Regions from separate parts of the Homo sapiens genome. Here regions 2 and 3 are each linked to region 1. Evidence: chromatin contacts called from ENCODE Hi-C or POLR2A ChIA-PET data. All regions are on one chromosome and are shown on one strand. The core of a region is the stretch at or near the end of the contact, and the rest is flanking DNA. Distances in the headings are between cores, read along the strand shown. Region 1 holds the start of ZNF708 (zinc finger protein 708). Region 2 holds the start of ZNF91 (zinc finger protein 91). Region 3 holds the start of ZNF681 (zinc finger protein 681).

Region 1 (4,855 bases), core at 76-2,575:
ATGACAATATTTTCGATATATTGGGTTAAATTGTTACAATCAATTTCACCTGTTCTTTGTTTCTTTTTAAAAATAGAGCTAAACTCTTTTTAAAGTTTGGCTACAAATTAGCCGGGCATGGTGGCCAGCGCCTTTTATCTCAGCTACTTGGGAGGCTGAGGCAGGAGAATCGCTTGAACCCGGGAGGCAGAGGTTGCAGTGAGCAGAAATCGCGCCATTGCACTCCAGCCCAGGCAACAATGTGAGACTCCGTCTAAAAAAATAAAAATATAAAATAAAGTTTGGCTACTAGAAAATTTAAAATTTACATGTGGCTCACATTTTATGATTTTATTTTATTTATTTATTTTTTTTGAGACAGAGTTTCACTCTTGTTGTCCATACTGGAGTGCAGTGGCGTGATCTCGTCTCACTGCAACCTCCACCGCCCAGGATCAAGCGATTCTCCTGCCCCAGCCTCCCAAGTAGCTGGGATTACAGGCGCCTGCCACCATGCCCAGCTAATTTTTTTGTATTGTTTTAGAGACGGGGTTTCACCATGTTGGCCAGACTGATCTCGAACTCTGAACCTCAGATGATCCACCCTCTTCGGCCTCCCGAAGTACTGGGATTACAGGCGTGAGGTACAGCGCCCAACTTGTGGCTCACATTTTATTTCAGAGAATTGCCTCCTTTTTAAAATCTCAGGCTGCCTGCTCAAAGGACCAGAAGTCAGGAAGGTCACAAAATATAAAATTTTAGAACAGTTGGGCCGGGCGCAGTGGCTCATGCCTGTAATCCCAGCATTTTGGGAGGCCGAGGCGGGAGGATCACCTGAGGTCTGGAGTTTGAGACCAGCCTGACCAACATGGAGAAACCCCGTCTCTACTAAAAATACAAAAAAATTAGCCGGGCATGGTGGCGCATGCCTGTAATCTCAGCTACGCGGGAGGCTGAGGCAGGAGAATCGCTTGAACCCGCGAGGTGGAGGTTGCGATGAGCCAAGATCGCGCCATTGCACTCCAGCCTGGGCAACAAGAGTGAAACTCAATCTCAAAAAAAAAATTTTTTTTAGAACAATTGGGTTATTATATTCTTTTCATTTGTGAATAGCCATATAGCATATTATTTATAAGGGCATATGACCTTATACACAAGATTAAAGGCAAACACCCTCTCGGGTGGGCCTGGCTCAGCTCAGGGAGGAAGCCTTGCCTGAAAAGGCTGCAGCATAGGCTGTCACACTTCATTCAGCCCAGCATCTGATCACATCTTCCGTCCCTCAGGGCCTGAAGGGGCGGGTTTTAACATTATCCAATCAGGGACTCTGAGCTGGGGACAGTTCACTCAGACACGCAGCTGGACCGGACAGGGCGGCTTCCGGGTTTGGCGCGGCCTTTGTCTCTTGCTGCAGCCGGAGCTCCGGTCTCGTCTTCACTGCTGTTTGTCCTCTGCTCCTAGAGGCCCAGACTCTGTGGCTCTGTGACCTGCAGGTATTGGGAGATCCACAGCTAAGACTCCAGGACCCTCTGGAAGCCTAGAAATGGTGAGAGTGCCGTCCGACATCCCGAGAGAGGGGAAGGGCTGGTTGAAACCTGTGGGAAGTGGCTGTGGCGGGACTCAGGACTCCCCGCAGTCATCTCCACAATCTGCGCTCCGAGTTCTCCTTGCCTAGCTCGGCCTCAGTCCCCTTCAGCCATAAGATGGCGGCTGCGCCGACAGCCGGGCCCCCGGGCGTCCTGTCTCTTCCCTGCGCAGTGACTGTGCCCTGGCCTGCAGCCCTCTCTGGGCGGCTCTGCACCGGCAGCGCCGCGCCTCTCCCAGATTGTGCAGGGACCATGGGAGGGTGGTCAGGGGAGAATCCTGACTTGGGGTCGGGTTCATGAATGGGAAGAGCTTTGGTCTGTGGGGTTCCCGGTTCCTATTTTCTCCTATTAAAAATCTGTGGCAGTCATCGCAAAAAATATTAAAGAATTTAATCAAAGAGTGATTCAATAATTGTAGAGCACAAAAGTATGTTTTGTAGTTTGTGGTTCATGGGAGGAGCTTGAAGGAAAGACTTTTTATAAGGTGCATGATGAAGAAAACTATATTTAATAATCGGTTAGGTACATTTACGTAGCTGTTGCTGTTAAGTAGAAAGCCGGGGACTAGAGCCTCCTCAGTGTAATTGCCTGCCACTTAATTATTCTCACACTCCACAGGGGACTGATTTTCCCCTGCATTTTTCACATGCGTTCCAAGCGGGGTCTCAAGTGTACCTCCCAGCCCCATTCCTCCAGCCTAACTCTGGCCTGCAGTTAGATTTAAACTGCAAATAAACTAAAATACTAAATTTCTAGTTCCTTCTGACATTTCCAAATGCCAGCTTGCCTTTCCTAATTCACATTCTCAACTGTTTTTCCTTTAGTGTACATTTTTGATACTGTATTTTAGTTAATCATTTTTTGACAAAGCATTGGATGGCACTTAAAATTGTTTTCTGGTTGAAAATATTTCTCATGAGAAGAAAGCAAAAAATAATTCCCTGACACTGTATTTTATGAAATTTCTATGGCTTTTTTTTTTTTATCTTCCTCAGGCACAGAAATCTTATCAGAATGTTTGTTTTCAGGTGAAGGTTTTTCTTTGGAAACTTTACGGAGTGATGTGTCTTCAGCCACCCTTCAGTTTTTTCCTGGTCCTGGGTTTCAGTACTGTCTGGAGTAAACCAAGATACACATCATGACTTTTTCTGCTAGAGTGTCTAGTGAATATCAGCTCCTGGGTCATTTTTCTCCCTGAGGACAACCTGAGGTATGGAGTGTAGCTTCTCAAGGGAGCAGGTGGATGCCCTGGGGCTGAGAGGCATCTCCTGGCATACTCTTCCTTTGAAAAGCTAACCCCTTGAGACATTAAGATTGTCTTCACCCAACCCAGCTTCCATTTCTTGGAGACACAGTGCTGGTCAGCCAATCAGATGCTGGTATTGAGGGGAAAACACAGAAATAATTTCTGCCCCCTGAATTCTCTAAATTTTGTGGAAAAAAAAAAGTATCCCAAAAGACAAAGAAAAACCTGACCCAAGTGAGATGGTGCAAGAACTTACAAAGTAAAATGCACCTGGGGCATAGTGTAATGTCTCCTGAGAGGGTGGTTATTGAGCACTTAAGGTGAGCAGAATGGGGTGGGTGAATATCAGTCAGACACATCTGTTTTCTTTCTTTTCTTTTTTTTTTTTTTTGAGGTGGAGTTTCACTCTTGTTGCCCAGGCTGGAGTGCAATGGCACGATCTCGGGTCACCGCAACCTCCGCCTCCCAGGTTCAAGCGATTCTCCTGCCTCAGCCACCCGAGTAGCTGGGATTACAGGCATGTGCCACCACACCCAGCTAATGTTTTTGTATTTTTAGTAGAGATGGGGTTTCTCCATGTTGGTCAGGCTGGTCTCAAACTCCAGACCTCAGGTGATCCGCCCGCCTCGGCCTCCCAAAGTGCTGGGAATACAGGCGTGAGCCACCGCGCCCGGTCTAGACACATCTGTTTTCTAATTAGCACTACCACTCCCTGGGTTTGTCACCTTGAAAAGATTTGTTCACTTATGTTGACTTCCATTATTTAACTGTAAATTGCATTTTATTAATAGGACTTGGAAGGTAAGAAAATATTAACAGAGGGCATAAAAGAGGTGGATTTCAGAAAAAATTAATATTAATCATGTATTTTATTTGTGAGAAATTCTCATTTAAGTTTTCCTTTCTTAGAGTAAGTTTAGGAATTTTCTCAGATGTATTTTTTGTGAATATATATATAATCAAATATATATGTATTTATATTTATATTTAATATGGACTCTTGCTCTTGTTGCCCAGGCTGGAGTGCAATGGCACAATCTTGGCTCACTGCAACCTCTGCCTCCCGGGTTCAAGCAATTCTTCTGCCTCAGCCTCCCGGGTAGCTAGAATTACAGGTGGGCGTGCCACCATGCCCAGCTAATTTTTGTATTTTTTGTAGAGAACGGGGTTTCTCCATGTTGGCCAGGCTGGTCTCAAATTCCTGATCTCAAGTGATCCACCCGCCATGGCCTCCCAAAGTGTTGGGATTATAGGCATGAGCCACCGCGCCCAGCCTATTTTATGAGATTTTGGTGCACCCATCACCAGAGCATTATACACTGCACCAAATTTGTAGTCTTTTATCCCTCGTCCCCCTTCCACTCTTCCCCTCAAATCCCCAAAGTCCATTGTATCATTCTTATGCCTTTGCATCCTTATAGCTTAGCTCCCACATAACAGAACATACCATGTTTGGTTTTCAACTCCTGAGATACTTTGCTTAGAATAATAGTCTCTAGTCTCATCCAGGTTACTGCAAATGCTGTTAATTCATTTTTTATGGCTGTGTAGTATTCCATTGTATATATATACCACAGTTTCTTTATCCATTCATTGATTGATGAGGATTTGGGTTGGTTCCATGATTTTGCTATTGTGAAATGTGCCACTATGAACATGCGTGTGCAAGTATATTTTTCGAATAATGACTTCTTTTCCTCTGGGTAGATACCCAATTGTGGGATTGCTGGATCAAATGGTAATCCTACTTTTAGTTCTTTAAGGAATCTCCACAGTGTTTTCCATAGTGGCTTTTCTAGTTTACATTCCCACCAGCAATGTAGAAGTGTTCCCTGTTCACCACGTCCATGCCAACATCTACTGTTTCTTGATTTTTTGATCATGGCCATTCTTGCAGGAGTAAGGTGGTATCGCATTGTGGTTTTGATTTGCATTTCCCTGATCATTAGTGATGTTGAGGATTTTTTCATATGTTTGTTGGCCATTTGTATACCTTCTTTTGAGAATTGTTTATTCATATCCTTAGTCCACTTTTTGATGGGAT
Region 2 (4,417 bases), core at 1,297-3,796, 2.1 Mb before region 1:
TTCACCATATTTGCCAGGCTGGTCTTGAATTCCTGACCTCATGATCCACCCACCTCAGTCTCCCAAAGTGCTGGGATTACAGGCGTGAGCCACTGCACCCAGCCCAGAATCTTTAATATGTTATAAAAAAGCTAACTATATTTAGATTCGTTTACAGAAAATTAAAAAAAAAATCTTTTATTAAATGTTAGAAGCAAATTTTTGATGCCGCAAAGGAAATAGTACTTGAATGTAAATTTTCTCAGCAAGACAATATTTACTTTTATAGAAGGGTGCATCTTGCGAATGGAGCAATGGCAAGAGCACACCTGAACAAGGGAGGGAAAGGAGTTCTTAGCCCTGATGCAGGTAGCCCCTACTGCTGTGTCATTCCCCTATTGGCTAGGGTTGGACTGCACAGTCTAAGCTAATTCCCATTGGCTATTTTAAAGAGAGGAGGAGTACAAGCCAGAGTGGTGGGGTGAGCAGTTTGGGTGGGAACTACTGTTATGGAACAGGTGACCAAGGTGACTCAGGTCAGAGCAGGTGACCAGGGGTGACTCAGGATGGAGCAGGTGACCAGGGGTACAGATGTAAACTACTGATTAGAACTGGCGGGAAGGTTGTTTACTAAAACTGGAGACAAAAACAACAAAGAAGTTAAACTTTAAAATGGAGAATGAAGAACAGGGAGCTGAATATACTGACATACTGATTCTTTGAAGAGCAATTTAGAACTCACTGTATTTAACATTAAAATATATAAATGTTTTTTATCTACAAATATTAATATAAAACAGTTCAAAATTACTTCCTAGGGATTTCACTAAAAATTAGTTTGTTAAGGGTTAATGTAATTAATAAAAGACCACTAGATGTAAAAAAACTAATTCTTCAAAGAGAATGTTTAAGGCCAGGTGTTGTGGCTCACGCCTTGTAATCCCAACACTTTAGGAGGCCGAGATAGGCAGATCATTTTGAGCTTAGGAGATCGAGACCAGCCTGAGCAACATGGCAAATTCCAGTCACTACTTCAAATAAGGAAATAAACCGGGCATGATCGCGCACGCCTGTAATCCCAGCTACTCCAGAAGCTGAGGCTGGAGAATCGCTTGAATCTGGGAGGTGGAGGTTGCAGTGAGCTGAAATCATGCCACTGCACTTCAGCCTGGGTGACAGAACAAGCTTCTCTCTTGGAAATTAAAAGAAAATAGAGAGAGTATAAACAAAAGCAAAATATGCTTTTGATGAAGAAAGTTAGAAACATTTGTCTGCTTTGAAATTACTTAAAGGTTCCTTCAAATTGAAAAAGTAAAAATAATGTAGATTAAAATGAAATATAAAAAGTTAAACAATGGACCGGCATCATGGCTTACCCATGTAATCCCACTACTTTGGGAGGCTAAGGCAGGTGGATCACCTGAGGCCAGGAGTTCGAGACCAGCCTGGCCAACATGGTGAAACCGCATCTCTACTAAAAATACAAAAAATTAGTCAGGTGTGGTGGTGCACCTGTCATCCCAGCTACTCCAGAGGCTGAGGGAGGAGAATCCCTTGGACCTGAAAGGCAGAGGTTGCAGTGAGCCGAGATCGTGCCGCTGGACTTCAGCCTGGGCCACAGAGCAAGACTCAGTCTCAAAAAAAAAAAATTAAAAAATTATAAGAGATCATAAAATATGTATAAAAATCTAGAGAGGTCAAAAAAATTTTAATGTATTTTTATTTTTATTTTTTGCTGGGGTGCAGTGGCATGATCTCAACTCACTACAACCTCCGCCTCCCGGGTTCAGGCGATTCTCCTGCCTCAGCCTCCGGAGTAGCTGGGATTACAGACGTGTGCCACCATGCTCAGCTAATTTTTATATTTTATTTTTCATTTTTTTGAAATGGAATTTCACTCTTATTGTTCAGTCTGGAATGTATTGGCGCGATCTAGGCTTACTGCAACCTTGGCCTCCCGGGTTCTAGCAATTCTCCTGCCTCAGCCTCCCGAGTAGTTGGGATTACAGGCACGCACCACCATGCTCAATAATTTTGTATTTTTAGTAGAGATGGGGTTTCACCATGTTAGCCAGACTGGTCTCGGACTCCTGACCTCAGGAGATCCACCTGCCTCGGCCTCCCAAAGTGTTGGGATTACAGGTGTGAGCCACGGCGCCCGGCTGAGAGACTTACAATGTTTTATCAAATTAGCTTTATTATTGATAATACACAATAAAGTAAAAGTTGATTTTCTCTGGAACAAAAATTTTATGTATTATTAATATACATCAAATATTTTTGTTCACATTTTGAATACATTGAAAGAGAGCAAAGAAGAGAGAGGATTTTCCCATGCTCTGAGGTGGGCCTGGCTGAGCTGAGGAAGCCCTGCCTGAAAAGGCTGCAGCCTACGCTGTCACTCTTTCTTCATTCAGCCCAGTGTCTGATCACATCTTCTGTCACTCAGGGCCTGAGAAGGCGGGGCCTTAAACGTTATCTAATCAGGGACGCTGGGCTGGGAACTGTCCAATCAGGCACAAAGCTGGAGCGGACAGGGCGGCTTCCGGGATGTGGCTGGGCCTTTGTCTCTCGCTGCCGCCGGAGTTTCCAGGTCTCGACTTCACTGCTCTGTGTCCTCTGCTCCAGGAGGCCCAGCCTGTGTGGCCCTGTGACCTGCAGGTATTGGAGAGCCACAGCTAAGATGCCAGGAACCCCTGGAAGCCTAGAAATGGTGAGACTGCCAGGTGCGACGTCCCGAGAGAGGGAACGGGGCTCGTTGAAACCGGTGGGATGCGGCTGTGGCGAGCCTCAGGCCTTCCTTCAGTCAGCTCCACAATCCGTGCCCGGGTTCTCCTTGCCCAGCTCGGCCTCAGTCCCCTTCAGCGATAAGATGGCGGCTGCGTTGACAGGCGGGCTCCGGGCGTCCTGTCTCTTCCCTGCCCAGTGACTGTGTCCTGGCCTGGAGCCCTCTCTGGGCAGCTCTGCTCCCGCAGCGCCGCGTCTCTCCCAGATTGTGCAGGGATCACGGGAGGGTCGTCAGGGGAGAATCCTGACTGGAGGTGCTGGCTCATGAATAGGAAGCACTTTAGTCCGTGGGGTTCCCAGGGCCTCTTTTTTTCTATTAAAAATTTATGGGCGTCACCGCGAAAAGATTAAATAATTTAATCAAAGAGTGATTCAAACATTGTAGAGCACCCAGCTATGGTTTGTAATTTGTGGTCTATGAAAGGCCTTGAAGGAGATATTTTTATAAGGTTCATGGTAAAGAAAACCAAATTCAGTAATTTGCTAGGTACAGTTATGTAGGTTTTGTTTTGTTTTGTTTTTTGAAAAGGAGTTTTGCTCTCTCGCGCGGGCTGGAGTGCAGTGGCGTGATCTCGGCTCACCGCAACCTCTGCCTTCCGGGTTCAAGCGATTCTCCTGCCTCAGCCCTAGTAGCTGGGATTACAGGCGCCTGCCACCACACCAGGCCAATTTTTTTATTTTTCGGAGAGACGGGGTTTCACCTTGTTGGCCAGGCTGGTCTGGAACTCCTGACCTTAGGTGATCCACCCACCTTGGCCTCCGAAAGTGCTGGAATTACAGGCGTGAACCACCGCACCTGGCCTAGTTTCTTAATTTTTACAATCTAGGTGGAAATATCCTTCTTATGTAATCAGAGCTTAATTGGCAGTTTATAGTTGCTTAAGCCTAAATTTTGCTTCTGCCAATGTAGTAATTTACCAAAAAATGCTCTTGAGTTTAGATTTTTATTTTTAGAAGTAGAAATCCGAGGACTAGAGCCACCTCAATCTAATTGCCTGCCACTTAATTTTTCTCACACTCAAAAGGGGACGATTTTTCCCTGAATTTTTTACATGTGTCTCAAGCAGGGCCTCAAGTCCACCCCTCATCCCCTGTTCCTCCAGCCTAACTCTGGCTTGCAGTAAAATACTAAATTTCCAGTTTCGTCTGACATTCCCAAATGCCAATTTCCCCTCCCTAATTCACTTTATCAACTATTTGTCCTGTAGTGTACATTTTGATACCGATTTTAATCATTTTTATTTTTAATTTTTGAGACAGAGCCTTGCTCTGTCACCCAGGCTGGAGTGCAGTGACGCACTAGGCTCACTACAACCTCCGCCTACTGGGCTCAAATGATTCTCCTCTCTCAGTCTCCCAAGTAGCTGGACTTACAGGTGCCCACGACCACGTCTGGCTAATTTTTGTATTTTTAGTACAGACAGGGTTTCACTATGTTGGCCAGGCTGGTCTCGAACTCCTGGCCTCAGCTGGTCTGCCCACTTCGGCCTCCCAAAGAGCTGGGATTACAGACGTGAGCCACCGCATCTGGCCAATTAATTTTTTTTTTGACAAAGCATTTGATGGCACATTTAAAAAGATTTGTTTTTTTTGGTAAATACTCCCTGTGAGAAGAAAGCAAAGAATAATCTCCTGACACTGTATGGTAAAA
Region 3 (4,958 bases), core at 1,903-4,402, 2.4 Mb before region 1:
AGGAGGCTGAGGCAGGAGAACTGCTTGCACCCGGGAGGCAGAGGTTGCAGTGAGCCCAAATTATGCCACTGCACTCCAGCCTGGGCGATAGAGCAAGACTCCATCTCAAAAAAAAAAAAAAAGAAAGAAAGAAAGAAAGAATTACGTTACCCAAATTTGTTCATCTTAGAAAGGCTCCTCAGTCATTCCATGTGAAGTGGCTATTCCAGGGTAATTGTGCCGTGACTACGCTGCATTTCAGTTTGACTTCTCTTTTTTAAAATCACTGGATTACTCTCACTAACGGGGATATTTAATTTTCTAATTGAACATGGCCAACTGTCCTTTGTGGATGTCCTGATTTGATTTGCTAGTTTAGACCCTGGAGGTAGGGGTGAGGAAATATTGGGTCACATTAGAATACCTTATCTCACTTAGAAGATATATAGGAATTTCTTAATAATATCTAACAGTTTTCTCAATACGCATTATATTTAACAGTGATAGTTTACAGGGCAAGAAGGGGACACAGAGGACACAACCTTAGAATTTTAATTTGGTCATAAGTGTTTCTGTTTTGTTTTGTTTTTGGAGACAAGGTCTCACTCTGGTGCTCTGGCTGGAATGCAGTGGCACAACCATAGCTCATAATTTGGTTGTAACAGTTCTTTAAAAAATATTGTTGGCTGGGTTTGATGGCTAACACCTGTAATCCAAACACTTTGGAAAGCCATGGTGGAATGATTGCTTAAGCCCAGGGGTTCAAGACCAGTCTGGGCAATGTAGTGAGACTCAGTCTCTACAAAAATTTAGAAAATTGGCCTTGTGTGGAGTTGCCTGCCTATAGTCTCACCTACTCAAGAGGCTGAGGTAGAAGGATCACTGGAGGTTGAGGCTGCAGTGACCCATCATTCAGCCACTACACTTCAGCCTGGATGACAGAGTGAGACCTCTATGTGTACACACACACACACATATATATATACACACACACAAACATATATATATATACACATATATACCCTATATATATGTGTATATATATATACACACATATATTTATACACCCTATATATATAATCAAAATAATATGTATGTTTGCCAGGCATGGTAGCTTACACCTGTAATCCCTGCATTTTGGGAGGCCGAGGTGGGCAGATCACCTGAGGTCAGGAGTTCGAGACCAGCCTGCCCAAAATGGTAAAACCCCAACTCTGCTAAACATACAAAAATTAGCCCAGTGTGGTGGCACGCATCTGTAATCCCAATTATTCAGGAGGCTGAGGCAGGAGGATTGCTTGAACCTGGGAGGCAGAGGTTGCAGTGAGCCGAGACTGCACCATTGCACTCCAGCCTGGGCAACACAGCAAGACTCTGTCTTAAAAAAAAAAAAATATATATATATATATATATATGTTGAAAGAAATTTAAGCACAGAAGAAAAGTGAAAGACTATGGTGGGGAATGTGATAAAAGGTGAGTGTGGCTGCTACAGCTCGGTGAGATTTGGTTTCCATCTTAAGGAACTGCCCTCCCACACTGAAACCACAACCCAGCACATGCCAATTCTCACACTATTTATACTTTGCACAAAGACAGCAGAAGGAGGTCAACATCATCGTTCATGACATGGAAGTCTATTCCCCACTGAGACATTTTAAAAATGTTATTGTCTTAAGCCCTCTTCCTTCTAATAAAGCCTATACAAATACACCCATACAAGCCTGAAACTACTCAAAATTAAAAATCAGGCTTTTGAAATCCCATAAATAAGAAAACACAAAAACAGCCACTTTGAGGAGAGAGTGGAATGGAGGGGGTTAGGGGGCTCGCTTCACCTCCTGGCCCCATGTGGAGATAGGGATGGAGTCAAGGGAGACCCTGGGAAGTCATTTGTTCTGACTGGGTTTTCCCCCAGCTCCACACTTTGTTAACCATTTCCTGGGAAGAGCTTAGGAACCTCCTGTGCTCTAGTGAGTTAGGGCCTCCCCTCACAGGGTATTGGCAAGGAGAAATTCTGAGACTCTGTGACTGAGAAGCTAGCACAGTGCTTGACAAGTACCTATGGGAACTGTCGTCCTCTGTAACTATCATGTAGCCTTGGAGTGTTGAGATGGCCTGGCCTGGCCTGAGGCTTGGCAAAGCTGTTTGAGGGTCAGCTGCTTTAGGCTCCCACTTTCTCCTCAATCAAAGTGGCTGCTTTTGTGTCTGTTTATTTATGGTTTTAAAAACCTGATATATAGGCCGGGCGCGGTGGCTCACACCTGTAACCCCAGCACTTTGGGAGGCTGAGGCGGGCCAATCACGAGGTCAGGAGTTCAAGACCAGCCTGGCCAACATAGTGAAACCCCGTCTCTACTAAAAATGCAAAAATTAGCCGGGCATGGTGGCACGCACCTGTAGTCCCAGCTCCTCGGGAGGCTGAGGCAAGAGAATCACTTGAACCCAGGAGGCAGAGGTTGTTGTGATCTGAGATTGTGCCACTGCACTCCATCCTGGGCAACAGAGCGAGACTCCGTCTCAAAAAAAAAAAAAAAAAAACCTGATATATAAATAGAAAGTGCAGCTGGAGGTGCCGAGGCTCAGTGTCTAGGGCTGTGCTTCATGGGCTTCCTTGCTGGCATGTGGCCAGGTGAACTCTGGGTGTAAGGTGGCTCCTACCCTGGATCTACAATCCCCACCACCTCTCCCAGGCCTGAGTAACCAACACAACGCAGTGCTAAAGAGCGCGTGAGTGACGGGCATCAAGCCCATCCAGGAAGATTTGAATGCCATCTGGGCTGGGGGCTGTCGGGGTAGGGACTATGGCTGCCAGAAACCAGGACGGTCATAAAAGATGAAATATTAAAATAATTGTTATTATATATATTTTTATTTTTGAATAGCTATCTAGTATATTATTTGAAATGCATGTGACCTTACACAGAAGGTTAAAGGCAAATACCCTGTTGGGTGGGCCTGGCTTAGCTCAGGGAGGGAGCCCTGTCTGAAAACGCTGCAACTTACGTTGTTAGTCTTCATTCAGCAGAGCATCTGATCACATCTTCTGTCACTCAGGACCTGAGGGGTGGGGTTTTAATCATTATCCAGTCAGGGACGCTGGGCTGGGAACTGTCCAATCAGGCATGCAGCTGGAGCAGACAGGGCGGCTTCCGGGATTGGCGGGGCCTTTGTCTCTCCCTTCAGCCCGAGCTCCGGGTCTCGTCTTCACTGCTCTGTGTCCTCTTCTTCTAGAGGCCCAGCCTCTATGGCCCTCTGACCTGCAGGTATTGGCGATCCATAGCTAAGACGCCAGGTCCCCCGGAAACCTAGAAATGGTGAGAATGTCGGGTCCGACATCCCGAGAGAGGGGAAGGGGCTGTGGCGGGACTCAGACCTCGCCGCAGTCAGCTCCACAATTTGCGCCCTGAGTTCTCCTCGCCCAGGCGGCCTCAGTCCACTTGGACCATAAGATGGCGGCTGCGCTGACAGCCAGCCCCCCGGGCGTCCTTTCTCCTCCCTGCTCAGTGACTGTGTCCTGGCCTGCAGCTCTCTCTGGGTGGCTCTGCATCCGCAGCGCCGGGTCTCTCCCAGATTGTGCAGGGACCACGGGAGGGTCGTCAGGGGCGAATCCTGACGGGTGCCGGGTTCATGAATGGGAAGAGCTTTGGTCCGTGGCGTTCCTAGTCTCTCTTTCCTTTCATTAAAAATGTATGAGAGTCAAAAGGCCTGGCGCGGTGGCTCGCGCGTGTAATTCCAGCACTTTGGGAGGCCGAGACAGCCTCCCGAGTAGGTGTAATTACAGACATTTGCCACCACGCCCGGCTAAATTGTTTTCTTTTCATATGGCCATTAGAAAAATAGATGAAGCAGTCATGGTCCCTACAATCCAGGAGCTTTTAGTCTAGCAACTGGATAAATGGTTAAATTAAGCATCATATAATTGGTACAATAAATAGATGTGTGCAGAAAATTTGGGCTCTATTTGTGCCACTTTATATAATTGTGACTTGCGATGTCATCACCTGAAGGGATATTTATAGACAGAAGAATTATTTCTATTTCCATTTCTTTTACCTTGTTAATACATATTTATCTTTTAATAAAATTACCCTAGAAAACCTTTATAAATGTGTTCAAATTGCTTATTAGTATATGTCATATAATTGATAGGGCAGGGTCTAAGAAAGATTAAAATTATACAAACTCTGAGATTTAAGGATTTTTTTTTTAAGGTAAGTTTAGGAAAAACAGAACTGGAAATACCCCAGTGGCATAGAGAACAGAATTCTATATAGAGTCCACTCCCTGCCCCAGTTCTGCTCAGGTTCACCTTTTTGGAGGCCTTATTTAGGTCTGGCCCTACCCTTAAGTCTTGCCTCATAGAACTGATTTTTGGAGATCGGAGTTTTGGCTGGTGAATTCTGCTGCTAGGGCTGGTGCTTACAATTCCTGAAACACAAAAGCAGATAAATTAAAAAAATAAAGTATATATTTTATGGTTATAATTTTTTATTAAAACTAGTGCTTGCATTCTATCTAGCAACTTGTTTTCTATTCTTACAGATCTAGTAGTTGCTCTACAAGTCACAAACAAGTAAACAGACACAATATAAATTTCTCTAAAATACATTAAATTCTTTCCGCATTCCTCTCTGTCTATATTTAGCTTTTATTGTGTATACTTTTTAAAAAAAATCAATGACAGAGAAACAGAAGAAATAAAAATGCCGGGCTTTTCATCTAAATCCTGGGAATTATTAAACAGTACCAGCTCCCAGGGTGTTATAAAAATTAAATTACATAATGTGTTATCCCAGGCACAGTGCCCTGTAACATAATTTTTTTTCTTTTTCTTTTTGTTGTATCTCAGCACTTTTAGCTTGTATAACTTTTATAAGCCAGGTGAGGTGGCTCACACCTGTAATCCCAGCATTTTGGGAGGCTCAGGTAAGTGGATCACGAGGTGAGGAGTTTGAGACCAGCCTGGCAAAGAGACC

What was found. A loop is a pair of places that touch in the nucleus more often than their neighbours do. ChIA-PET counts read pairs that join two places held with the same protein, here RNA polymerase II (POLR2A). Pooled maps may share reads with other maps.
Region 2: a loop to region 1 is called in a map of B cell, with 9 times the contacts of the local background. The contact joins the promoter of ZNF91 here to the promoter of ZNF708 in region 1. A Hi-C loop is called at or near these places in 1 of 168 maps with a recorded cell type or tissue (B cell) and 11 of 50 pooled maps. POLR2A ChIA-PET finds 5 or more read pairs at or near these places in 4 of 52 experiments (CD4-positive, alpha-beta T cell, WTC11, activated naive CD4-positive, alpha-beta T cell and 1 more).
Region 3: a loop to region 1 is called in a map with no recorded cell type, with 11 times the contacts of the local background. The contact joins the promoter of ZNF681 here to the promoter of ZNF708 in region 1. A Hi-C loop is called at or near these places in 1 of 37 single-sample maps with no recorded cell type and 6 of 50 pooled maps. POLR2A ChIA-PET finds 5 or more read pairs at or near these places in 1 of 52 experiments (naive thymus-derived CD8-positive, alpha-beta T cell).

What each region holds. Positions count from the first base shown.
Region 1 is chr19:21,325,880-21,330,734 of GRCh38, reverse strand. It overlaps ZNF708 (zinc finger protein 708), which reads left to right and starts at 1,325. Exons shown (of 4, transcript NM_021269.3): 1 at 1,325-1,525. The coding sequence starts at 1,523. RefSeq lists a silencer at 1,012-1,233 and enhancers at 480-1,468, 1,353-1,532, 1,573-1,772, 2,861-3,382.
Region 2 is chr19:23,393,600-23,398,016 of GRCh38, reverse strand. ZNF91 (zinc finger protein 91) reads left to right here and starts at 2,546. Exons shown (of 4, transcript NM_003430.4): 1 at 2,546-2,692. The coding sequence starts at 2,663. RefSeq lists an enhancer at 2,276-3,144.
Region 3 is chr19:23,757,085-23,762,042 of GRCh38, reverse strand. It overlaps ZNF681 (zinc finger protein 681), which reads left to right and starts at 3,152. Exons shown (of 4, transcript NM_138286.3): 1 at 3,152-3,296. The coding sequence starts at 3,294. It also overlaps a transcript of RPSA2 not described here. RefSeq lists an enhancer at 2,954-3,472.